3 separate regions of the Homo sapiens genome follow, and regions 1 and 2 are each linked to region 3. Evidence: chromatin loops called from intact Hi-C (ENCODE). Cell type or tissue: PC-3. All regions are shown on one strand.

Region 1 (8,000 bases), 110 kb after region 3:
AAAGATTTACCAACGAAATTGAGTTGTTTCTGTAAAGTATAGCAGCAATACAGGAAGCACTTTGAATACAATTCAAGATACATTTATTGTGCAGATACACTGGTGCTAACACTGTGGAGGATCAAAAAAGTTGGGATACATGATGTTTGCCACAAAGGATCCTATGATCATGTGGACAAGTACTATTCAAGGCCAGAACACATGAGAGACTCCCTTCTGAAAAATATTCCGAGAGATATCATTTAGATGGAGGTTGACATGGAAAATCTTGCAGGGAGTAAATTTAGTTTTTCCTATTTGATGAAGGATTATTTCTTAATGTAATATTCAAACATTTCTTGAAAGCTCACTATATATATGATGTACAAGGTAGTATTCTTGGTGCTGTGACCAAAGCTTAACAAGATAGAGTCATTGTCCATAAGGAACTTAACATGTCTCTAAATACTTTTAAATTTTATTTCATAAAAATTAATTTAACAATTACATATCTGTTGTGGTAGATGGCATAGTGAATATGACTCACAGAGTGCCATGTGTGAACTTGAGGTTTGATCTAATAGGGGCTCAATGTCTAATAGGGACTCAATGTCCAATATGTAAATTATGCATCATATGCTGTTCATAATAACAGAATCCAAAATATCCAAAATTTTATACATTTTACATAAAGGCAACTTAACACAATACCACCTCCCTTCCTGTTTATTTAATGTGAGACTTATACTTGAGTCCCCTAAACTATTTTTACCATCAATAATGTAACATGCATCTTAAAAATGTTTTTTCTGTATCAAGAAATGTATTTATTTTATTTTCTGGCAACTATTATCAACAGTTAATGAAATAAAAAACTATCATAATACCATACATCATTACCATGTTTGGCTTATGTAAAGATCAATGGTAGTCGATTAAATTTCCTTCAAAATTTCCAATCCAGATGACTCATATGTATTTGAAGCACATGGTAAATATTTCACTATAAAATAAAGAGTAATATCAAATGTATTTCTTTAATTAAATTCCTTGCTGTATGTTTTATTCACATGTGTATACAATGCAATTTGTATAGAATGCTAAGTAAAAAGTAGCAGTTAATTTGGGGGGCTACTGCTGTAAAAGTATGTTATCTTTTATATATATCACAGCATTACTTATTATCAGCTTCACACACAGCACTTTGCCTTTGATTTACACAAACACCTGTAAATGTTTTATATATTTGTGAGGAAGTGAATGATATTAGACCATCACTCCACGGGGACTGCAAATCAGGGGGAAAAAAAAGGCTATTACATTTCAGAAGCTGTTAAATCAGTTGTGCCCCCTGGCTGATTTTGTCAGCTATATTTGCTGTGGGTAAAACCGTTGATGCCTGGAATACTGGAGCGGCCCTGAGAGTGTTGAAGAGTAAATAGCAGCAGAGTTGTAAACTACACCCCACATCTCACACTTACCGCATAAGCCCAGCTTACACTTTCCTCTGAATAAATCCAGAGCTTAAAAAAGAGCAAGAGAGAGAAATAAAGAAAAGGGGAGGGCAAAACAAGGCAAAACTCGGCCCATGCCTTCTGTCACTGCCTCTAGGTTTAGCCCCTCAGCAGCCTGCCAACAGGACACTGTTCTGCCAGTTGTAAATTTTAATTGGCCATCTGGGGAAAGCACAAACCACTGACTAGAGATTAATCAGCAAATTAACCCAGGCATAATACACATTTCCCAGTGGACCCAAAGCAGCTCTAGGCTGGAGCAGAGCAGCCTGGGATGCTGGAGAACTTGTGTATAATGCTGTTATTGCTTACTGCCATGCAGTAGAACATCTTCTTGGAGTCCTGAAATTCCCGTCTGTGTGACCTTGTTAGTGCCCCTGATTTGTACGGCAGTTGCAAAGAGCCTTTTTTTCTTCTTCTTCTTTTTTTTTTTTGTAAAGTACTAAACACAGATGGTGCAGGTACTGTGATTGCTGGGAAAAGTGTTGATGAATCAGTGAAAGTGACAACTTTTCTCTAGTGGGCTATTCACTTGGTTTGCTAAAGTACCTATAGAAAGAAACAATAGTGTACCTGGATTTTTACCAGCTCAATGAATCACCAGAGAATCACATTTATTTAGCCAATTTCTTGTACTACAGGAAATGCCTTTGCACAGTCTCGTACTGGAAAAGCAAATTTGTGTATAATAAAGTTAAATCCTTCTTCAAGTCTAACTTACAGGGAATAATTTAAGCCAAATGTACATTTATATAGAATACTATGGCTTCAACTTGTTCAATAACACAGTCTTCTAATCAGCCCAGGGGCATTCTGTAAGCTGAGATAGGGAAAGAGGATAAAGACTAAAGGAAGAACATTTTAAGGTGATAAATACCCAAAAGGTAAAGTGAAGGGCTGGTAAGAAATTGCGAGTGGTTTTGATACAGGATGGAGTGAAAACACTTTGTGAAAGAATAGGCTTTACACAGCTTTTGGAATAATAAAAATGGTAGGGCTTCATGCATTACTATAAGCAGGGGTCTTTAGGATATGGAATATTATGAGATTCAGAAGTGGGAGTATACAGCCTAAATAAAGTACACACTGAATAAATTTGCTTGAGGGAAACTAAGGATGAAGCGGCCAGGCCAAATCAGTGAAGAACAGAGATTTTCCATCTTGTGGACAGTTGTATTTCCAGAAGGTGGCATGGAGAACTCAGCATAGTAGCATATAGCAGGCACTCAACACTTTTTAATAAAAGAAGGCATAGCCAACTTTAATAAAATTAGAAGCTAATATTATATTAGACATGCCTACTACTTGTTGCCTTTCCTGTCCATAGTCCATGCTGAATGCATGGTAGACCACATGACAAGTGACCTGACACATCACATTTGAGGCACCAATTTATAGGCTGACAAGGGACCTATGATATTATCTGGTGCAAAAACATATTTTTTTATTTTTCCATGAGTTATTAGGGTACAGATATTTGGTTACATGAGTAAGTTCTTTAGTGGTGATTTGTGAGATCCTGGTGCACCCATCACCTAAGCAGTATACACTGCACCATATTTGTAGTCCTTTATCCCTCACCCCCCTCCTACTCTTCCTCCCAAGTCCCCAAAGTCCATTGTATCATTCTTATACCTTTGTGTCCTCATAGCTTAGCTTCCACATATCAGTGAGAACAGATGATGTTTGGTTTTCCATTCCTGAGTTACTTCACTTAAAATAATAGTCTCTAATCTCATCCAGGTCACTGCAAATGCTGTTAATTCATTCTTTTTATGGCTGAGTAGTATTCCATCATATATATATATATATAGATATATAGATATCACAGTTTCTTTATCCACTTGTTGATTGATGTGCATTTGGGTTGGTTCCATGATTTTGTAGTTGTGAATTGTGCTGCTATAAACATGCTTGTGCAAGTATCTTTTCTGAGTAATGACTTCTTTTCTTCTGGGTAGATACCCAGTAGTGGGATTGCTGGATCAAATGGTAGTTCTATTAGTTCTTCAAGGAATCTCCTTACTGATTTCTATAATGGCTGTACTAGTTTACATTCCCACCAGCAGTGTAGAAGTGTTCCTTGATCACTGCATCCACACCAACATCTGTTTTTTTATTTTTTGATTATGGCCATTCTTATAGGAGTAAGGTGGTATCACATTGGGTTTTTGCTTTGCATTTCCCTAATCATTAGTGATTTTAAGCGTTTTTTCGTATGTTTGTTGGACATGTATATATCTTCTTTTGAGAATTTTCTATTCATGTTCTTAGCCCACTTTTTGATGGGATTGTTTATTTTTTTCTTACTGATTTGTTTGAGTTTGTTGTAGATTCTGGACATTAGTCCTTTGTCAGATGTATACATTGTAAAGATTTTCTCCCACTCTGTGGGTTGTCTGTTTACCCGGCTGACTGTTCCTTTTGCTGTGCAGAAGCTCTTTCATTTAATTAGGTCCCAGGTATTTATCTTTGTTTTTATTGTGTTTGCTTTTGGGTTCTTGGTCATGAAATTCTTGCCTAAGCCAACGTCTAGAAGAGTTTTTCTGATGTTATCTTCTAGAATTTTTATAGTTTCAGGTCTTAGGTTTAAGTCCTTAATCCATCTTGAGTTGATTTTTGTGTAAGGTGAAAGATAAGGATCCAGTTTCATTCTCCTACATGTGGCTAGCCAATTATCCCAGCACCATTTGTTGAAAAGGGTGTCATTCCCCTACTTTATGTTTTCATTTGCTTTGTCCAAGATCGGTTGGTTGTAACTACTGGGTTTATTTCTGGTTCTCTATTCTGTTCCATCAGTTTATGTGTCTATTTTTATACCAGCACCATGCTGTTTTGGTGACTGTGGCCTTATAGTATAGTTTGAAATCCGTTAACATGATGCCTCCAGATTTGTTCTTTTTGCTTAGTCTTGCTTTGGCTATGTGGTTCCATATGAATTTTAGAATTGCTTTATCTAATTCTGTAAATAATGATGATGGTATTTTGATAGAGATTGCATTGAATTTGTAGATTGCTTCTGGCAGTATGGTTATTTTCCCAATATTGATTCTACCCATCCAAGATCATGGGATGTGTTTCCATTTGTTTGTGTCGTCTATGATTTCTTTTAGCAGTGTTTTGTAGTTTTCCTTGTAGAGGACTTCCAACTCCTAGGTTAGGTATATTCCTAAGTATTTTACTTTTTTTTGCAGCTATTGTAACAAGGGTTGAGTTCTTGATTTGATTCTCCATTTGGTTGGTGTTGGCGTACAGAAGAGCTACTGATTTGTGTACATTAATCTTGTATCTGGAAACTTTGCTGAATTCTTTTATCAATTTTAGGAGCTTTCTGGAGGAGTCTTTAGGGTTTTCAGAGTAAATGATCATATCATCAGCAAACAGTGACAGCTTGACTTCCTCTTTACCAATTTGGATGCCCTTTATTTCTTTTTCTTTTTCTTTCTTTTTTTTTTTTTTTCAAGACAGAGTTTTGCTCTTGTTACCCAGGCTGGTATGCAATGGCGCTATCTCGGCTCACTGCAACCTCTGCCTACTGGATTCAAGCAACTCTCCTGCCTTAGCCTCCTGAGTAGCTGGGATTATAGGCATGCGCCACCATGCCCAGCTAATTTTTGTATTTTTAGCAGGGATGGAGTTTCACTATGTTGGTCAGGCTGGTCTCGAACTCCCGACCTCAAGTGATCCGCTGACCTCGGCTTTCCAAATTTCTGACAGGCATGAGCCACCGCACCTGGCCTATTGGATGCCCTTTATTTCTCTCTCTTGTCTGATTTGTGCAAAAACTTTGATCAAAACTTAGATGAATTCAGTCAGGTATGATGTTTCATGCCTGCAATCCCAGCACTTTGGGAGGCCGAGGCCAGCAGATCACCTGAGGTCAGGAGCTCAAGACCAGCCTGGCCAACATAACAAAACCCCATCTCTACTAAAAATACAAAAATTAGCCGGGCGTGGTGGTGCGCATCTGTAATCCCAGCTACTCAGGAGGCTGAGGCAGGAGAATTGCTTGATCCCAGGTGGCAGAGTTTGCAGTGAGCCAAGACCATGCCACTGCACTCCAGCCTGGGTGACAGAGCTAGGCTCCATCTCAAAAAAAAACAAAAAACAAAAAACAAGCAAAAAAAAAAACTTAGATGAATTGATCCAAATGGATTCTATTCTTCTATTCTTGGGAAATTTGAAAAAGGAAGCTTGAGAAACTCAGTTCCTTAGCAGTGAAACTTGTGACATAAAAGCTATGATAAAGAAAAGGACAAAGTAGAAAATGCAGTGATTTGAGATTCTGGGCCAGCAGAGGAAGCCAGTGTGTTGAAAGAGAAGAATGGAGTTGATTTGCTGGAAGGAGCAGCAAAGAGGAAGGCTGGCATCCCTAGAGATAGGAAGTGGACTCTCTATCCCAGTTCTACCTTATCTGAAGCCTACCTCTATCTCTTTCCCTGGTCTCTGATTTTATGAGAGTTGAGCAAGCTTACATGACATTCTGATTGTTGCACCAAAAGAACTTTGACCAGAGCAACCATGTAATAGCACCATCATAAACTAATGGCTTCAAAAGACAAATAAAATTAGTAACCTTCCCCCTACTTCCTACTACTAAACAGTGCACAGGATTTAGGAACTCTAAAGAATGTGGTCATTTTCAGAAATAAAAGTAATGGTGGATTTTTTCATACGGCTATGCTCTGACCTACCACTAAATCACGCAGACCCATTTCACCTGCCTCTGGCAAAATAGACTCTCTTCTTTCACAACCAGGTATGGATTTTTTTTCTGTTTTATTACATTATTGCAAGCAATGCTGCCTGCCAAACCACATGCCCTTAAACTGAAATGGCTTCTAGGCAAACACTGGATTATCTGTGACAGTAAATCAGTCAATATGCTTGGCCTAGGTACCACAGCAGTTAAATAGACATCTTTGGCTTCAGGAGGGGAAACCTTCCTTCAGATACCCAATTCAGCTTCTAATAAGGCCTTTTGAAAAGCTTTTTATTTAAATAGTATTTTAAATCACTGAGAAGTTTATTGTGAGATTTGATATGAGATATAAAGGCCTGGAAAGATAATAGACAACAGTTCTGAATTAAACACTGAATGCATAACAAGTAAAAGCAAAATATTTAAAGTTATTTTAACATTTAAATTATTCCACAAGAAAAAATTTTTGAGAGTCATGAAATGTCTGGCCACTGCTCACCATATATGAATTGAATGCTCTAGCTGTGTGTACTGCAAGCAGGAAATAATGCCTAACACAACAGTGTATCGGAGAGTAGACTCAGTGTTTTCGGTGCGCACTGGTGGATGGATTTCTTTATCTCCTCTGGGAGGGATAAGATCCAAAGGTTAGAACAGGCTCAAATAAATTCAGTTCAGTATGTGTGGTCTCTTCTGAATTATTTCAAAGCCTTACTGTCTAGCTTCAACCCTGTTCCCCTACTTCATGTTATCTCAATTATATATCTTTGAAAAATTGGAGAAAATAGTATTCATTTATTTGTAAAGACATTAGAGATTCTGGACATTAGAGGATGACTGAAGCACAAAAGTACAGAAGAATGTAAAGATAATCATTTCTATAGATCACCTATTGTTATGTTTGTCTTGTCACACATAGCTTTCCATATCTTCACATGTACCACATATTTTCAAGAAATAAAGAAGATATATACGTTGATATTTTTGTTTATATATTCCACCCCAAATATCTTAAACATAACTTGCTATCTTATATTTATATTATCTTTATATCTAAAAATAAAAGAGCTCCTCAGGGATGATTTTATACAGTGTGGCTAAAATGTAGAAATGGAGTCAAGGACGCTGAAACACTTGGTAATTAGGTAAATAATCACAGATTATTCACAGCGGTGCCTATTATACAGTAAAAAATAAGAAGTAAATTTATGTATTAGATTTGCTAAAATGTGACCAACAAGACTCTTGCCAGGTGTCCTAATGAAAGTGGTACTGTCTTTAAACCCTGCATGGCAATCCCTGATATGCCTCCATGATATCCAAGGAAGACAGGACAACCTGGAAGTCCAAACTCTTCCTTAAGAGCATCCAACTTTTAGATGATTAACCAAAATGCCTCATTGTGGAAGTGACATTGTGGGTTCCAAATAGATACAGATCCACATATACTTCTGAGGGAAGTCTGTGGAGCTGATGGACAAGAACACTATAATGCACAAGACCATCTGAGGCCATCCAGAAAACAACTCAGCTCTGGAGAAACTGTTGCCTCATATCTGAGGGAATGTGGGCTTTGTGTTCACCAAGGAGGTCTTCACTGAGATTAGGGACATACTGCTGGCCAATAGGTGCCAGCTGATATCTGTGCAGGTGCCATTGCTCCACCTGAAGTCACTGTACCAGCCCAGAACACTAGTCTGGGTCCCAAGAAGTCATTTTTCTTCCAGGCTTTAGGCATCACCACTAAAATCTCCAGGGTCACTATTGGAATCCTCAGTGATGTACAGCTGATGAGGACTGGAGAC
Region 2 (8,000 bases), 140 kb before region 3:
AATACTGACTGACAGACTTGAAATTATGCTTTCCATTTGCTTGTCATTCCTATTCTGTCTCTATTATGAAAAAAAAAACTAAAGTTTTGAACATTCTTCCAAGATTTTAATTGTATTAGCAGTGGAGGAAATGCCACAGCTTCAAATTCCAATTATGCATTAGATTTATGGCCATAATAGATGGAAATGGCATAACTGATCTATCTCTTTATAAGCATCATAGCATGCTCTGAGTCACAATCCAGATAGTATTGGAATTTTGATATTTGATAGCTGCAATTAAGAAGCTGCTAGAACCTATCTTTAGTTTTAAGGTTATTTGCATTTACGTGTGAAATTTAAGTATCACCATAACAATGTCTATAAAGGAACTATAGGAAAAGATATTGACTGTGACTTTTTTGAAATCTACATATTAGTTTGAGAACAATTGAAATTCTAACAATGTATTTTTTAATTCATTGCCTCTTTATTTCTTTTTTATTTTCTCGGGTAGGTTTTGTAGTTTTCAGTGTATAGGTCTTGTACATCTCATTACTAAAAGTTATTTCTAAATATTTGATGTTTTGAGGTGAATATTTTTTAAATGTTAAATTATTATTGAAAATATTAAATAATATTTTAAAACTTTACATCCAGTTGTTTCATATTTCAATTATTTTTTGCTTAAAGATAGAATTATAATTTGATTTTGTAGTTTGACTTTGCATTTTGAAATTGTGATAAATTATTCATTCCAGTAGCTTTATGTATATTACTTAGAATATTCTATACACATATTCTATTGCTTGAAAATAAGGAGAATTTTATTTTGTCTCTTTCAGCCTGTATACCTTATATTTTCTTGCCTTATTCTGCTGGAGCTAGGACCTCCAGAAAAATGTTGAAAAGAAGTGAAAGCTGACATTCTTGTTTTTTCTTAATCCTAAACAACCTTCCACTGCTATGTTAGCTATGGATGTTTCATGTATGCACTTTATCATTTAGAGGAAGTTTCCTTCTATTTCTAGAAGGAATATTTATTTATTTAGATATATATGTAAATATTAGAAGAAATATATATAACATATATAAATAAATATTAGAAGGAATATTTATTTATTTTTGAGATGAGCTCTTGCCTGTCACCCAGGCTGGAGTGCAGTGGTGCAATGTCCACTCACTCCAATCTCTGCCTCCTGGGCTTTCCAGCTTTTGCCATTAAGTTCAACAACTTATATGAAAGGAACAAATTCTGTGAAATCAAAAATTATGAGAACCAATGAGATTAAATGTTTATACTATTATCTTATTATGCTTTTACTGTCTGTAAAACTTGTAGTGGTATCCCCTCTTCCATTCCTGATATTGGTAATTGATGTATTTTCTCTCTTGTTTTTTCCTTGATCAGTCTATCTAGACTTTATCAACTTTATTGATCTTTTCAGAAATCCAGCATTTAGTTTTATTTGCCTTTTTTCTGAGACAGAGTTTCACTCTGCCACCCAGGCTGGAGTGCAGTGGTGCGATCTTGGCCCACTGCAACCTCCGCCTCCCAGATCAAGCAATTCTCCTGCCTCGGCCTCCTGAGTAGCTGGGATTACAGGCATGTACCACCATGCCAAGCTTTTTTTTGTATTTTTAGTAGAGATGGGGTTTCACTATGTTGGTCAGGCTGGTCTTGAACTCCTGACCTCATGATCCACTTGCCTCAGCCTCCCAAAGTGCTGAGATTACAGGCATTTCATTGACTTTTACATTGTTCACCTGTTTTTTATTTCATTGCCATTATTTCTATTTCTGGTCCAAGTCATTGTTTTGTGTATATCCAAGTTGTCCTCTGACATCATTTTCTTTCAGTCTAAAAAAGTTCGTTTTTGTAATTTCATGTAATGAATGTCTCATGGCCAAAAATTCACTAGGCTTTTGTTCATCAGAAATTTGTCTTTGATTCTGTTTTTTAACTTTTCATTTTTAAAATAATTTCAGACTTACAAAAAATTTCAAAAATAGTGTAAATAAAATTCTATACACCATTCAGAATCCCTAAACAATACAACTTTACCATATTTGTTTTACAATTCAATCCTTCTCTTCATATATATGGAGTATATGTGTATGTGTGCATGTGCACAAATATATGCATATGTTGTTATAGAAATATAAATACATTTGTGTATATACACATATATGTATTTGTGTGTGTACCCACACACAGACACACACAGAAATCTTAACCTAAAATCAAATACCATCACTTTAAAGAATATTGTCACTAGATGTAGAATTCTAGGTTGATAATTTTATTTCAGCAATTCAAAGATGTCATTGTATTGTCTTCTAGAATTCACTGTTTCTAATGAGAAGTCAGTGGTCATTTTTATCTTTGTCATATCTTTGTCATTATCTTTGTTTGTATGTCGTATTTGCTTCTACTCTGCTACCTTCAAGATTTCCTTTTTATTGTTGGTTATGGAAATACATTATAATGGGCCTTAGTATAGTTTTCTTTATGTTTATCCTGCTTGAGTTGTGTTGGGTTTCTCAGATTTGAGAGTTTATAATTTTTATGAAATTTGCAAAAATGTGGCATTTATTCTTTTAACTTTTTTTTGTTCTGCTCTTCTGATCCTCCAGTTATATACATAATAAATTGCCAAACATTTTCCTACAGGTTCCTGAAGATCTGTTTATTTTTGTTTCAATCTTTTGCTGCTCATGTTTTATTCTGGATTTTTTTTCCCTTTGCCACATCTATCTATTCTTTATTTCTCAGTGGATTTTTCTTTACAGATAATATATGTTTTGTTTATCTATTTTTCCATTTCTGTCTTTATTAATCTTCTAGGTTCTCTTGACTATATTAATAGTTTCCTCTAAATCCTTTAAGATATTTATATTAGTTATTTTAAAATTAATATCTTCCAATTCCACTCTCTCTGTCATTTCTGGTTTTTTTCTACCAGTTGATTGTTCTCTTTGTTCTGAATCATATTTTCTGCTTTCTCACATGTCTAGTAATATTTTTATGAAATCCTAGGCATTGCAATATTATGATTTATGATTTTTCTTTAAAGAGTATTGAGTATTGTTTTTGGTAATTAAGTCACTTGTGAATCATCTCATTTTTCCTCCATTTTTCATGTTATGTTAGGATATAACCTGAGTACCCTTTTTCTAGATCACTCCAGCTCTACTAAAAAAAGTTACCTTTTTGAAGCTTCCATTGAATACCCCAGGAGTTCGAGTATCGCCATTCCTATTAGTCAAAACTCATATGTCTTCTAGCTCTCAGAATTCTAGAATGAATATCTCCTTATTAGTCATTCTTTCCATTGTGATTATTTTCTGCTTAGCCTCCTTATAGAGCCTTACCCTATAAATGTACAAAGACTCATAGGCACGCTGGTGCAGATTTATGGAGCTTTTTCTCTGCGTAGCTCTGTCCTTTTTTACTCTGCCCCCAAATTCTAGTAGTCTCAGCCTCTCCAAACTCAGAAACGATTTCCCTAATTCAGAGATAGTACCATTCTCTGCTTGGGATTTCTTTTCCTTATTGTGGTCTGGAAAATGTCTCCAGGTAGAAAGCCAAGGTTATTTTAGGGATCATATCATTTGCTTCCCTTACCTCAGAATCACACACCTGTACTGTCTGTTGTCCAGTCTCTGAAAACAATTGTTTGTTTTATATATTTTGTTTGGTTTCCTACTTGTTTACTATGGGAGAGCAAGTCTAGTCAGATTCATTCTGTCATGGACAGGAGTGGGAGTCCGTAGTTTACTTTTTGAAAAAGAACTAAATTGTCTTTGGGAAAAATCTCAATCTCTCACTCTCTCTCACTCTCTCTCTCTCTCTCTCCCCCGAGCCCTTGCTCCATCTTTAATGAGCAAATGTGTTCTGTTATGTGAAAATCAAAATCCTAGTTTATTGTGGGTTGGAGGGGTTTGTGATAAGAAACTAATGTGTTCAATGTGTTAATATAAAAACTTGTTACCACAGGAATAGAATGGTTGCTGTATAGTGAAGAAGTACCATCAAAAATCAGTTGAGATAATGATTGAGGGGTGTACTATTGATTTTACTCTTCCTGGGCCCTAGAGAAAGTTGATTGGTCTCAGAAAGCCATTGTGCAACAATATGGCAACAATAGCCTTTCAGAGGAAAAGTAAATCATAAATATTTTTGGCATGGACAAATCCTATAGACTCCAGAAGCTGTGATGTCCAGTATCTAGTTGAAATACAGCAGAAGGGCTTTCTTCGAGGAGTTAGATAATGAAATTTTCTAAACATTTATTTCACAAATTTTAAGCTCCTGGTGCCATAAAGATCTATTTTTTAATCTGTTGACTGTAGTGAGCAGAGTAAGATATCTGTTGATATTTGTATAAGGCTGCCCTATTCCCTGAGTTTTCATTTACACTCAGCAGATTATATTTATTCTAATACAATGCAACTTGACCCAAGGACAAGTCAAGCCTCCAGGTAATTTGCAATAGGTTTATTCGCCTGATTTGATTTTCTCTAATTTTCATGGTACTTATTCTGCTTAATTTGAATTATTGGTATAAACTTTCTTAAAGTACATGCATAAAAAGAAATAATTTTTTCCTTTAATTAAAACATGGATCAAAGGACCTTGAAAAGCTGGAATATTTCTGAAAGAATAAAAGTCCTGAAGAGTGTACCGTTTACGTAGGGATGTCAGGAAGGACACATAGCACATCATTATTTCTTCCGCTTGTACTCAGAGTGATTTTTCAAAAGAGAAAAAATCTTGAATACACTCATAGAAACTTTGAGTCATCAGACATTTTTTACTGTGACTGCCTACTTAATCCAGGAAGAAAGTGAACATTCATGAGTCAGAGCCCTTAGCTTTGACGAGTTCACTTAAAAATGACAATGGAATATTGTAGAAGAGGAATTTGCACCAAATAATCTGGAAAATATTTGCAATAAATGAGCACTGGGTCAGTCCTATTCACCCTCCCTGTGGATGTGCAAGAAACAGGGTTGTCTCAGGAAATGTGATGAAATGAGCCCACTATTGCAGGAAACTGCAAAGCCTCTCAAAGTCCCTGAAGAGAGGGCTTGACATGATCAATGGTAGGACAATTTAGACTCAATATAATAGTGGTTCCTCAGTGAGATGATGCGCTTCTACATAAAGGAAATGGGTAGATTATTTATGAAAGTTGTTTGTATTTAACCTTTGATTGTAAAGAAAGGTAGAATTAGTTACAGAATTTACATATTAATTTAATGCTACAAATATTTATTTATAATAAAAAAAGTCCTACCATCATCGAATTATAGTCTAAAAGAAGAAACAGACATTAATTAAATATTCACACAAAATAACTGAGCGACGTGCTCTTAGGAAAAAGAAGACGATACTACAAAAATGACTACAAAAAGGAATCGTATCTAGACTTGAGGTTGGGTGGGCTTCTGTGAGGAAGTGGCTAAAGTATTAGTGAGAGATACTAAGTGAATATGTGTGCATAGGCCTCTTTCCATAAAACTGAGAGATGGTTCAAATAGAAAACAATAAGATGGTAAACATAAACTCCAACAGATTAATAATTATACTAAACATAACTAGGCTAAGTAATAAAAAGATAGACTATATAGTATAATTATATACTCCTTGTGTGTGTATGTATATATATATATATACTATATATAATCTATATGGTATAATTATATACTCCTATATAGTGTAAGTATATGCTTGCAATCGACACACCTTTAATATAAGGACACAAGGAGGTTAAAAATAACGGTAGACTTAAAGATAGCATTATTAGAAATAAATAGGAAATTTTAAAGTGATAAAAGGCCAATCATCTAGTAAGGTCAAACAAGTTTAAATTTCTGTATTCCTAATAAACTTGAAAAAGGGGAAAAGTAATCGAATTAATAGGAGAAATAGACAAATCCAAATTCATAGAGAAAAATTTTACATTTCTCCTAATAACAGAACAAGAAAAAATATTTAGTAGAGATTTAGGAAATCCAAACATCTTTAACACATATAACCTAATTGTATAAATATAACTCTACACCCAATAATAACAGAATATACATTTTTTTCCCTTTTTGAGATGGAGTCTCGCTCTGTCGCCCAGGCTGGAGGGCAATGGTGTGATCTCAGCTCACTGCAACTTCTGCCTCCAGGGTTCAGCAATTCTTCTGTCTCAGCCTCCTGAGTAGCTGGGAATACTGCCACAATGCCTGGCTGATTTTTGTATTTTTAGTAGAGAAGAGGTTTCACCATGCTGGCTAGGCTGGTCTTGAACTCCTGACCTCAAATGATCCTCCCGCCTTGGCCTCCCAAAATGCTGGGATTACAGGCGTGAGTCACTGCACCTGCCCAACAGAATATTCGTTTATTTCAAAAGCACAGAAAATATTTACTACAATTGACCATATACTGAAACATGAGGCAAGATTTCAATAAATTGCTAGAAAACGAGAGGCTGATTTTTATGCAAAGCAGAATTCCATATAATTCTTCACTGATGGAATTTACTATCTAGAGTATAAATGAAGATTGTAAAAGAGATTTTCTATGTGTGAGTAATAATCTGAGAACTCTTTACAACATGAAATACCCAGCATATAAACGAGCTTACCGTTTTTGGGTTTGTGAGCCACTGTTGTCCTGAAAAATGTAAGTTAGTCATATATGCCTTCTGACTATGTGAATAGTGAGATACAAAAGCTGAGTGATCCGAAAACTAAACAGGCCCAATTAACTCATTGATCACATTAAGTTAGTGCTTGTCATTTAGAATCTAAACAATATCCTGATTTGGAAAAGTTGTTTCAGGGAGCTGTATTTAATGGATTGGGGTCTCCTAGCTATTGATGTGGCATTTGCTGTGACTCTATCTTGTATTCTTTGCTAATTACTTGTAAAGCTTGGTGCTGGGTGAGACGCAAGTTTTGAGTAAGTCTGATAATTTGGGCATTTGTGAGAAAGCAAAAATTAAACTGAATTCAACACAATAAGAAGTCAATACAGCTTTAAATAACGCTTGGATAAAATCAGAAATTTTAATAGAATTTATATATGTTAAATTCAGTGATAAAAATATGACATATTAAAACGTGGAATACTGTTTAGAGAAACAGTAATAACATTAAATCATACATTAGACAAGAGGGGAGGAAGTCAAAGTTCAATGCTCTAAATGTGCATCTCAAGAAGAGAAAAAAATCAGCAAATAAAGCCTTGTAAAAGTAGACAAGAGGCAAATAAAGCCTTTAAAAAGTAGATAAGTGTAGAAGTTAAAAAATTAGAAATCAGGCTGGGCGGCGTGGTGGCTCACACCTGTAATCCCAGCACGTTTGGAGGCCAAGGTGGGTGGATCACGAGGTCAGGAGTTTGAGACCAGCCTGGCCAACATAGTGAAACCCCCTCTCTATTAAAAATACAAAAAATTAGCTGGACATGGTGGCAGGAGCCTGTAATCTCAGCTACTTGGGAGGTTGAGGCAGGAGAATCGCTTGAACCCAGAGGCGGAGGTTGCAGTGAGCCAAGATCGCACCATTGCACTCCAGCCTGGGTGACAGTGTGAGACTCCATCTCAAAATAAATAAATAAGAAATCAAAGACATAATAGAGAAAAACAACAAAGCCAAAACTTGGCATTATGGATTGAATTGTGCCATGCAAAATTATATGTTTAAATCTGAAATTCTGACATCTCAGAATGTGTTTATTTGAAAACAGGGTTGTTGCAGCTGCAGTTAGTTATCTTAGTCCAGTTGTGCTGTTATAACAGAATACCACAGACTGGGTAATTTACAAAGAAGAGGAATTTGTTTCATACAGTTCTGGAGGCTAGGTAAGTGCCGGCAGGTTCGGTGGTCTGGTAAGGACTGCTCTGCTGTGCTCACATGGTAGAAGAATGGAAAAGCAGGCTAGTCAGCTAGCCTAAAGCTGTGTGAAACCTCTCTTTTGAGGACCTTAATCCCACGGATGAGGAAAGAGATCTTACGACTTACCC
Region 3 (8,000 bases):
TGATCTATCAGACCCTGGAGGATAGAACTGTTTTCTTTGTTGTCACTGCCTTCTGAGGTCACTATTGAACTAGGCAGAAACCAATGGCAGAAATTCATTGACCTGAAATGGATTAAGTAAGAAAATTTATCTTTTTTTACATTCTAACAACTCTCTGCTTTGTAATCCACATAATTGTAAGAAGTAGTGTATTTTAAATCAAGCATATTTGCGTCTAAATTCCCCCATCAGGTACCATATGTGTAATCCTGGACAAATTATATAACATCTGTGAGTTGCAGTTTCTTCATCTGACACGTGGGATTTATAAAGAACCTCTTTCACAACGTTATTGGGAGTAGTTATGGATAGTATATGTTACATGGCATACCTCAACATCCTTTCTTTTTTTTTAACCTTTATTTTAGATTCAGGGGTTCTCAATATCTTTTTAATAAGAAACTATTTTCAATGTTTCAAAAGTAGCCATGAATAAAATGGGATAAAATGGGATTATTCCCTCTGTATAACCTACAGCTAAGGATTCTTTTAAAATACACATATCATTCCAAGGATCAATTTCATCTCTACGCACACACACACATATACACATGTACACACACACACACACACACACACACACACACACACAAAATCTCTCCTTACAAATTCTGCTTATCAAGTAATTTGGCTTTCAATATTTTACAATTTTTTTCAAAATTTATGAAAAGTAAATTCTAAGAGAAAGTGTAACTAGGGCCCTTTGTGAAAATACAAGGGTCAATTTTAATTCCTTTTTCCCAATACATTGAAATCTATTGATCCCTCTCTGTATATATATTCGTGCATTTTTAGATAATGTGTGAGCTTACAAATATTTAAAACATAGCATGGCAAACATAGCTTATTCCACGTATTATGCCTCCCTATTTCTCCCACTTACAGAACATAGACATTTCCAATCTTATAAATATCCAACGGGGGAAAGAATCCCTAACTCGGCCTATGCACATGGAGCCATCCTATCTTTCCCTTCCCCTAGCTTTTTCTAGAGGAGATCCATGGACCAGGGTAAAACAGCATCTGCAGCACACCTGTTACTTTCAGGGGACTAGACATTCTCTGCTTATTTCTCCTTCTGAGAAACCATTTATGACTCATCAATTTCCCCTCAGGAAACATTCTGTGGTTGTTGTGGCCATTGCCGTTGATGTTGGTTTCCCTGTTCTGTCTCTCACACAGTTACCTCAAAATAATCTTTTTCCCCCTTACCAATTCCTTCCATTTGTGAACACACAGAGAAGCAATGACCTCAATTATGGTTCATAAGCATTCATGATACACCTGTAATATAGAGTGAAGGAGAGTCTCAAATTGTGAAGTGAAATTAGACACAATCACAAGCCAGTGCCGCGCACTGCAAGAGCCCTTGAGTGTACCCAGGAGTCTCCTTCAGAATTTCCACAACAATCTCCACCCACATCCTCATCCTCCTCTAATTAAACCTGTTTTCCTCAAGCACCAGTATTTCAAAAACCGTCCTTTTCAATTTTATTATTTTCTTGTGTTGTTTGATTACTAGTATGAAAACACCCACAATTTTTATAGGATTTTTCTGAAAATGTAAAAGAATGTTGCAAAAACATTGGGAGAGGTTAGCCTGGGGTCTTAATCACCATTATAATATTGTTTCTGGAAGAAAATGCATTCTGAGTTCCACGCAAGTGACTTACAAATAAACTTTCAGAACATAACACGTTCTGAATGAGGGGACTGCCTATATACATAGTTGGAAAATCATTGAGGCTTGATACCATTAGGCATCATAAAATCTGCAAATTCACATGTAAATAAATCAAATTATTCACCAGCCCAAACAATTTTGCAGTGAGTTACCACTCATTTTCGAAAGTTCGTTTATTTTCCCTCACCTGGAATAAGTTGTTATTCAAACTGATCACTTAAACCAGAAGACAAAATTAATACTAATAAAAACAGTGGGAAGTAGCCTAGAGAATGCAAAACCAACCAAGCTTAAGAAAAACAATAACTATATATATATTATATATATACATATAATATACACATATATAACATTTGGCCACTTACAAAATGTCTGAGGACATTTCAAAAATCAGGAAATTAAAGCACACATAAGAAACTAGAAAATTTTTACAGAATACACTAATGAGACATTGTGCAATTTCTTGAAAGAAACCTGTGACAGTAACCTTTAATGATATCCTAATACCTCTCGTATCCAGGATCCAAATGTACAAAGAAAGAAAAAATGCTAACAAATAATTTTCCAAGATTTTTGCCACGAGCATAAGCACTCCTATTTGACCAACGGATTAAATTACAGTAGCAATACCTATGTGAATCATTTTGGATTCATTTTGATCCAGAAAAAAAAATGCTGGGAACCATTATTATTTATAACTTGAGCATCACGCTGGAAAATGTCACTTGAATCTTACTTGAATTATATTTCCTATGTGAAAATGAAACAGCCCACAAGTTACTTTAAATCTATAGTGTATGTGGATGTCAGCACTCACAGAGACAGGAAAAATTTGTTTCTTTCTCTTTCCAGATGTAAAAAGCAGCAAACTTACTGATTTTTTTTCTTATTTTATCCTAGAAGAAATAATATTCTTTTCCCCCCACTCCCCAATTATGTTGCTGGCCTCAAAGGTCAATGAACACATTCATGCAGAAAGACATAGATGGCTATAGGGAACTGGCTCTTTCTTACTATAATAAAGTCTTGCATATTTTGGCCAGGAGAAATTTGCACAAGGACATTTTCTTCTACAGGTAATAGTAAGCAAATTCCTTAGGTTCAAAGGGGAATTCAGTGAAAATACGGTCTAACTGAACAATACGGTCTAGGAAGGCTTACCTGTAGTGCTGTTTGTGTTTGGTGGCAGACCTATAGAATTGCTTTTGCCACCTGTGTGCCCCTCGAATCCTGCCATTGGAAGATTAGCTTCCTTTTCTTCAGGTACAAATCCTGCAAAGGCTGATAGCTACAACTTAGAGAGGTGCCACTGGATGTGGGAGAGACATCCATTTGATAGTGACAGAATAAGGATGTTAATGGATAGATTTATTTGTTGCTTCGAAGCATACTGATACTGTAGATGGAATTGAGAAAGTAAAAACTTTGTTTTCACCTCATGGAATGTGGTTTCCTATAAAAATGTGCTTCCATTAAGATAATGTTGGAGTTCTAAATCTGTCTAAACAGGAGTGAATAGGAAGGCCCAACTTCAGTTTCATTTTTAAAATGTTTTTATACATTTTAGTTTCAAGTTCTGCATGCTATTTGGAGGCTTTAAGGGGCTAGATTTCTATTAGCTTTGCCTTTAGGCAGGTAGAGAAATAAGTTATACAAGCTCACATATGAGGAAAAGTAAAAGAGCACAAAAATTAAATTTAGAACTCTGGATTTGAGTCCAACCCCACCATCAACATTCTGTGTGCTCTTAGTTAACTCTCTGATCTCCAAATTCCTTATCTGCTAAGTGAAGGCAATAATAGATCTTTAAGTACCTTACTGGGTAAAGATAAAATAAGATGATTTATATGAACGCAGTTTGTAAACTTTTAGCACTGATAGCATTAACCGACTTAAGGTTTTCTAAATTGATTGCAAAAGATCTCAAAAGAGTTTTTCAGAATTTTTATGTAATTCAATGTCCTGGTATAGTAAGTGATTCCAGCATTGTTTTGGCAAATGAATACTCTGAAGAAAATGTGACCTAAACATTAAACTCTTAAGTCCTGTCAAACCCTACTCTGAAAATAATGATAGCATATACATAATGATCCAGGTATTCCAAATCACAGAATGAAAAGAAGAAGAAAAATCAGTTTACAAATACAAATCTGAGTTACCTTTCCTACTCCAGGACTGTAATTATTTATTTTACAGTTATATTTTCACTTGCAGAAACTCGTTGCTCTTTACTAGTATTTTATTTAGGGAGAATAAATTAAATGCTAAAGAATGGACCATAATGCTACCTTCCTTTCATGAAGTAGAATTTTTCTCAAACTATTGAGGAAAAGAAGATGAACTTGCTTTGTCCTCGTCCCTGAAAGGACTGTGATCATTAAAGGGAACTGATAACTTCCTTCAAATATGTTTAGCCCGTAAGCTAGCAAAGGTGACTAGCAGGAATGGTGATTAATTTCCTAGTCAGGAAGAGAAAAATATAATAAATAATCTTCTAAACTGGTTCAATGAATCTGCATTTGCACTAGACACTCCTAAGTTCCAGAAGTATCACGTAGAAAAATCCCGTAACACGGATCCAGCGAGAGAAGGACTCTAACTTGGAAAACAGAGAGGAAATTAGAGATGGAGACAAGCCTGAAATTAGTATTATTTAAAGAGTGCCGTTGGCACCTACAGCATGAATAAAAGTAATTAGTTTAACATTGTGTCTCGTCCTGACAGTTTTCTTTTTCTTTTTTGATGCAATCAAGCCCCTTTCCTTCACTGTCCTAAATCATCGCAGGCTTCATTAGAGCCACAAAGCACAAACTGCTGGGGACGTCTTTTCTGCGGGATACGGCTCTTTATTCAGTGACTTCCGCTCAGACTGCAGACTGCCTGCGTATTTAAGCACTGGGGACTCAAAAAGAACTAGCTCCTGTTTTATTTGTTCACATTCCGAGTGCTACATGATTCTGATTACAACGCAGACGGCTTGAAGCAGTCAAGGATAAATACAAGGGTTAAATAATCCAGCAGTCACTGAAACTGGACCCCAGAAAGACTGAGTCTAAAAGCTTCTTTGTTAGCCTGTCACTTCAAGTGTCTTTACTCTGTATGCAAATTCCGTCCACCTTACAGGTATATAGGTGAACTCTTTCCCTCTCTGCGGTTTGTTTTAGTTTGTGCCATTTTTCTTGATGTGGAAAATGTCTGTGTCCTGAAGAAATGCTTTCACCTGCAAGTGAGGTAAACACATTGTACACTGTTTTACCAAAAGAGGGCAATGTTGCTGTTCAGAATTTCCTCATTCTGTTCCCCAGGACCTGTTCTCTAGAACGGTAAATAATCTTTGCTGTCTCTTCCCTTTCACCCATATACAAGTTTCCACATGTCTATGCGCTCTGTAGTTAATCAGGACTTTATAACTATCTGTCTTACCTATTAACTGCATCCACTCCCAAATTGTTTAAAGGTTAACACATTTCACTCCATGCATGACTGGCACACATGAGCAAAGTGCTGTCTCTGAAATTCTAAATCCTTTTCCATTTGCCAATGATAGGCAAGAGGAGAAACAACCTGCTTTAGGAAATATTGAAAGATATTTTTACTATGTCCCTATTCTCAAGTATTCAATCAGTGTATTATCGAACTCTGGTTCTCCTAGGTAACCAAACTAAAAACACAAGGGAGGAAACACAGTGTTCATTTTGGGGGAATTTACTTCACAGTTATTCATCATCTTATTAGTTAAAACATGCTTCAAAACTAATACCAGGATATTGATAATAATCTTGATAACTGGCATTCAATTTCTTTTGTGGAGAGTCAGGGAATGAATGCTGCATGATATGATTTTAAATGATATAACCCAATGTGAATTCAGGACTTTATGTAAGAGTTTTCTTTAGGAGACTCTAAATTAGTGATCTGCCTTTTCTTTAAGATGTTGCATTTTCCCCCTTGGCAGCTTATTGTACTTTAATAGGTTATTTCCACCTATTTTTCATTCCTTAAAGAATTGTAATCCAGTTGTTTTCTGGAAAGCGCAATTTAGATTTTCAATGGAAGGTTTGTTTGAGTAGCAGAATTCTTGGCATTTTTTTTTTGTCAAAGAAGAAACACTCTCAGTCTATGGAGTGTTTCTTTTGCTCTCTGAAGCAACTGGCAATGTAGCTGGACTACCAAAGGAGTGCTATCAGAGCAAACTACTCTTGCATTTAAAAAGCCTACTAGCCTATTTTTTTTTACAAATATATGTGTGTATATATATGTGTATATACATATGTGTGTGTACCTATAAATGTGTGTATGCACACACACACTGCTATTTCTGTCTTTGTTTTTTTTTTTAGTACTGACTCATATTTAAAGTTCATTAAAAGGAAATAATTGTAGGCAATTTTGGGCATTAAGCATTTCCTAGGGACTGCAACTAGGTGTTTCATCAGAACCAACAGTCTGAAAATATGAAAACTACAGTCACTAAAATTAAAAATACATTAACAGGGAAAAGAATTTGGTGTGGAGTGGCAAATCCTTAGAGCAGGAGATAGTCTTTGATGGGCTTCTTGGTTCTTTCAGTCTCTGAAGTGCCTCATGTTCTCATATTTAACTGGGCTTGAAAGATTTAAGTGGAATCTACTGTCCCAGGGACATCAATAAAACCCATAGAAAGCTGTGTCTGCTGTAGGTGGTTGAGGAAATCCTTATTTAACATTGACTTAGTTTACTGTGGCTCGTCTTTTTCATTTTTTCTGAGTTAAAGCCCGCCATCTCATTTCTGCTTCCTTCTTCTACATCTGTCAGTATATGTACATGAGAAAGTCTATGTTATTAAAAGAATAATAACCATATTGCAGGTTTCTGAACCCAAGATTGTATTTTCTTTCTCAAATATTCATTAAAAAATATAGATTGTATTTTATTGAAAGTGCTCTTTAATGAATAGTATTCCTGTTTGCGTACAAGAAGGAGCTTCCAGTGCAATTCCCTGACAGTAATTGTGGTCTGAATTGAGAACATACAGTAACGGAGTGCAGTTAATGGCCACCCTGTGGATTGAGTGCTCCACTTTTGTCATATCTGGCTACTTTTTAAAATGCAGAAATTAGTTAGGCCAGCAAAGAGTTAATTATGTTCTTGTATCAGGAAACCCTCAATGAGCAGTCAGAAAGAGGAATTCTTTGTCTTTAATGCAAAACAGAAATTTCAAAGACCCTGGCAGATGATAGTCTATAAATAGTAACTGAGCATCTAGTTTGTGTGTGTGTGCGTGTATGTGCATGTGTGTAATGTGAGAACAAGGGAAAACCCTCCAGTAAGGCAGTCCACAATGTTAAGGAGCACGAAATGAGTCGTTGGTACCTTTTAATTTCCATAAAATTAAAATAAATAAACAGAACAAAACACCTTTCTAGCCAAACTTCATCTTTTTACTTCTCTAATTTAATCTCTTATCACCTAATAATTACCAGCATGTAAAAAAGCATGTCTAACCGAAGAAACAGGTTCTTTGTGTGACTATGGTCAGCTCCAAAAGGTCCAAGCAAAATAGACATGTTCATAAATGGGTTAAGGATGAGAGAGATCAAGTTTGCAAAGACCAAATAGGAGATGTTGACATTTTATAAGATTTGGGGAAATAGGAGGCTATATAATTAAATCATTTAATCTTCTGATTTCTTAGAATTTGAGGAAAAGAGTAATTTAAAATATCTGTCTGTGAGCATACACACATTCACACAGACACATGCGCACACACACTCGCACACACACACTCATACACTCAGAGTCATCTAGATGATATACTTGCCATAGAGAATTTGCTATGAAAAGCAAAAAGCTAACATAAGCAAATGGATATTTTTTAAACCTATCCAGGCTTTTGCAAAACAGAAGATGTTATTCTCAAAACTTGTCTTGGAAAGGGAGAAAATCCATTAAAGTTGGAGCATTTGATGAAATACCTTAGCTAATATGTAGGGTTTGACATCAAAGGTGAGTAGTGCATCAAACCATCAGGATTGCTGCATAGCCACCTCCACCTCATCTAAAAATGCACTGGGATTCATAGCTCTGGTTCTTGAGGATAGTCTACATCCTAGGTGGGGACCAAGGATTTATACCTCCTTGGTATGTGATGGATACTGGGTTTTGCAAAGCCATAGTGCTCACTAGCATATTTAGAAAAATCAGAAACTAAGGTTGTATCAAGAACCCTACCATTATAACAATATGAAAAAATCCATCCAAAAGAAGAGTTTTTAGTACTTGTTCAAATATTTGTTTA

Evidence for each region. A loop is a pair of places that touch in the nucleus more often than their neighbours do. Peaks named below come from ENCODE experiments on the same cell type or tissue, not always from the same donor. Only the 100,000 strongest peaks of a DNase experiment are listed, where the experiment ranks them.
Region 1: a loop joins it to region 3, with 3 times the contacts of the local background. A loop is called at or near these places in 2 of 110 quality-filtered maps.
Region 2: it touches region 3 in a loop (2.8-fold over the local background); 4 of 110 quality-filtered maps call a loop at or near these places.

What each region holds. Positions count from the first base shown.
Region 1 is chr2:156,777,889-156,785,888 of GRCh38, reverse strand. It overlaps the pseudogene RPLP0P7. Among named protein-coding and RNA genes, the nearest start is that of LINC01958, 120 kb to the right of the region's middle. In PC-3, no CTCF peak of the experiment used is centred here; no DNase peak of the experiment used is centred here; H3K27ac peaks cover 1,107 bases.
Region 2 is chr2:157,029,102-157,037,101 of GRCh38, reverse strand. The region is part of intron 1 of LOC105373710 (a long non-coding RNA gene); the gene reads left to right. LOC105373709 (a long non-coding RNA gene) reads right to left here and starts at 3,830. Exons shown (of 4, transcript XR_001739755.2): 1 at 3,190-3,830. In PC-3, no CTCF peak of the experiment used is centred here; a DNase peak (open chromatin) is centred at 4,871; H3K27ac peaks cover 1,767 bases.
Region 3 is chr2:156,889,675-156,897,674 of GRCh38, reverse strand. No RefSeq gene overlaps it. Among named protein-coding and RNA genes, the nearest start is that of LINC01958, 230 kb to the right of the region's middle. RefSeq lists an enhancer at 988-1,037. In PC-3, a CTCF peak has its summit at 4,973 (motif pointing right); DNase peaks (open chromatin) are centred at 1,144 and 4,984; H3K4me3 peaks cover 1,333 bases; H3K27ac peaks cover 445 bases.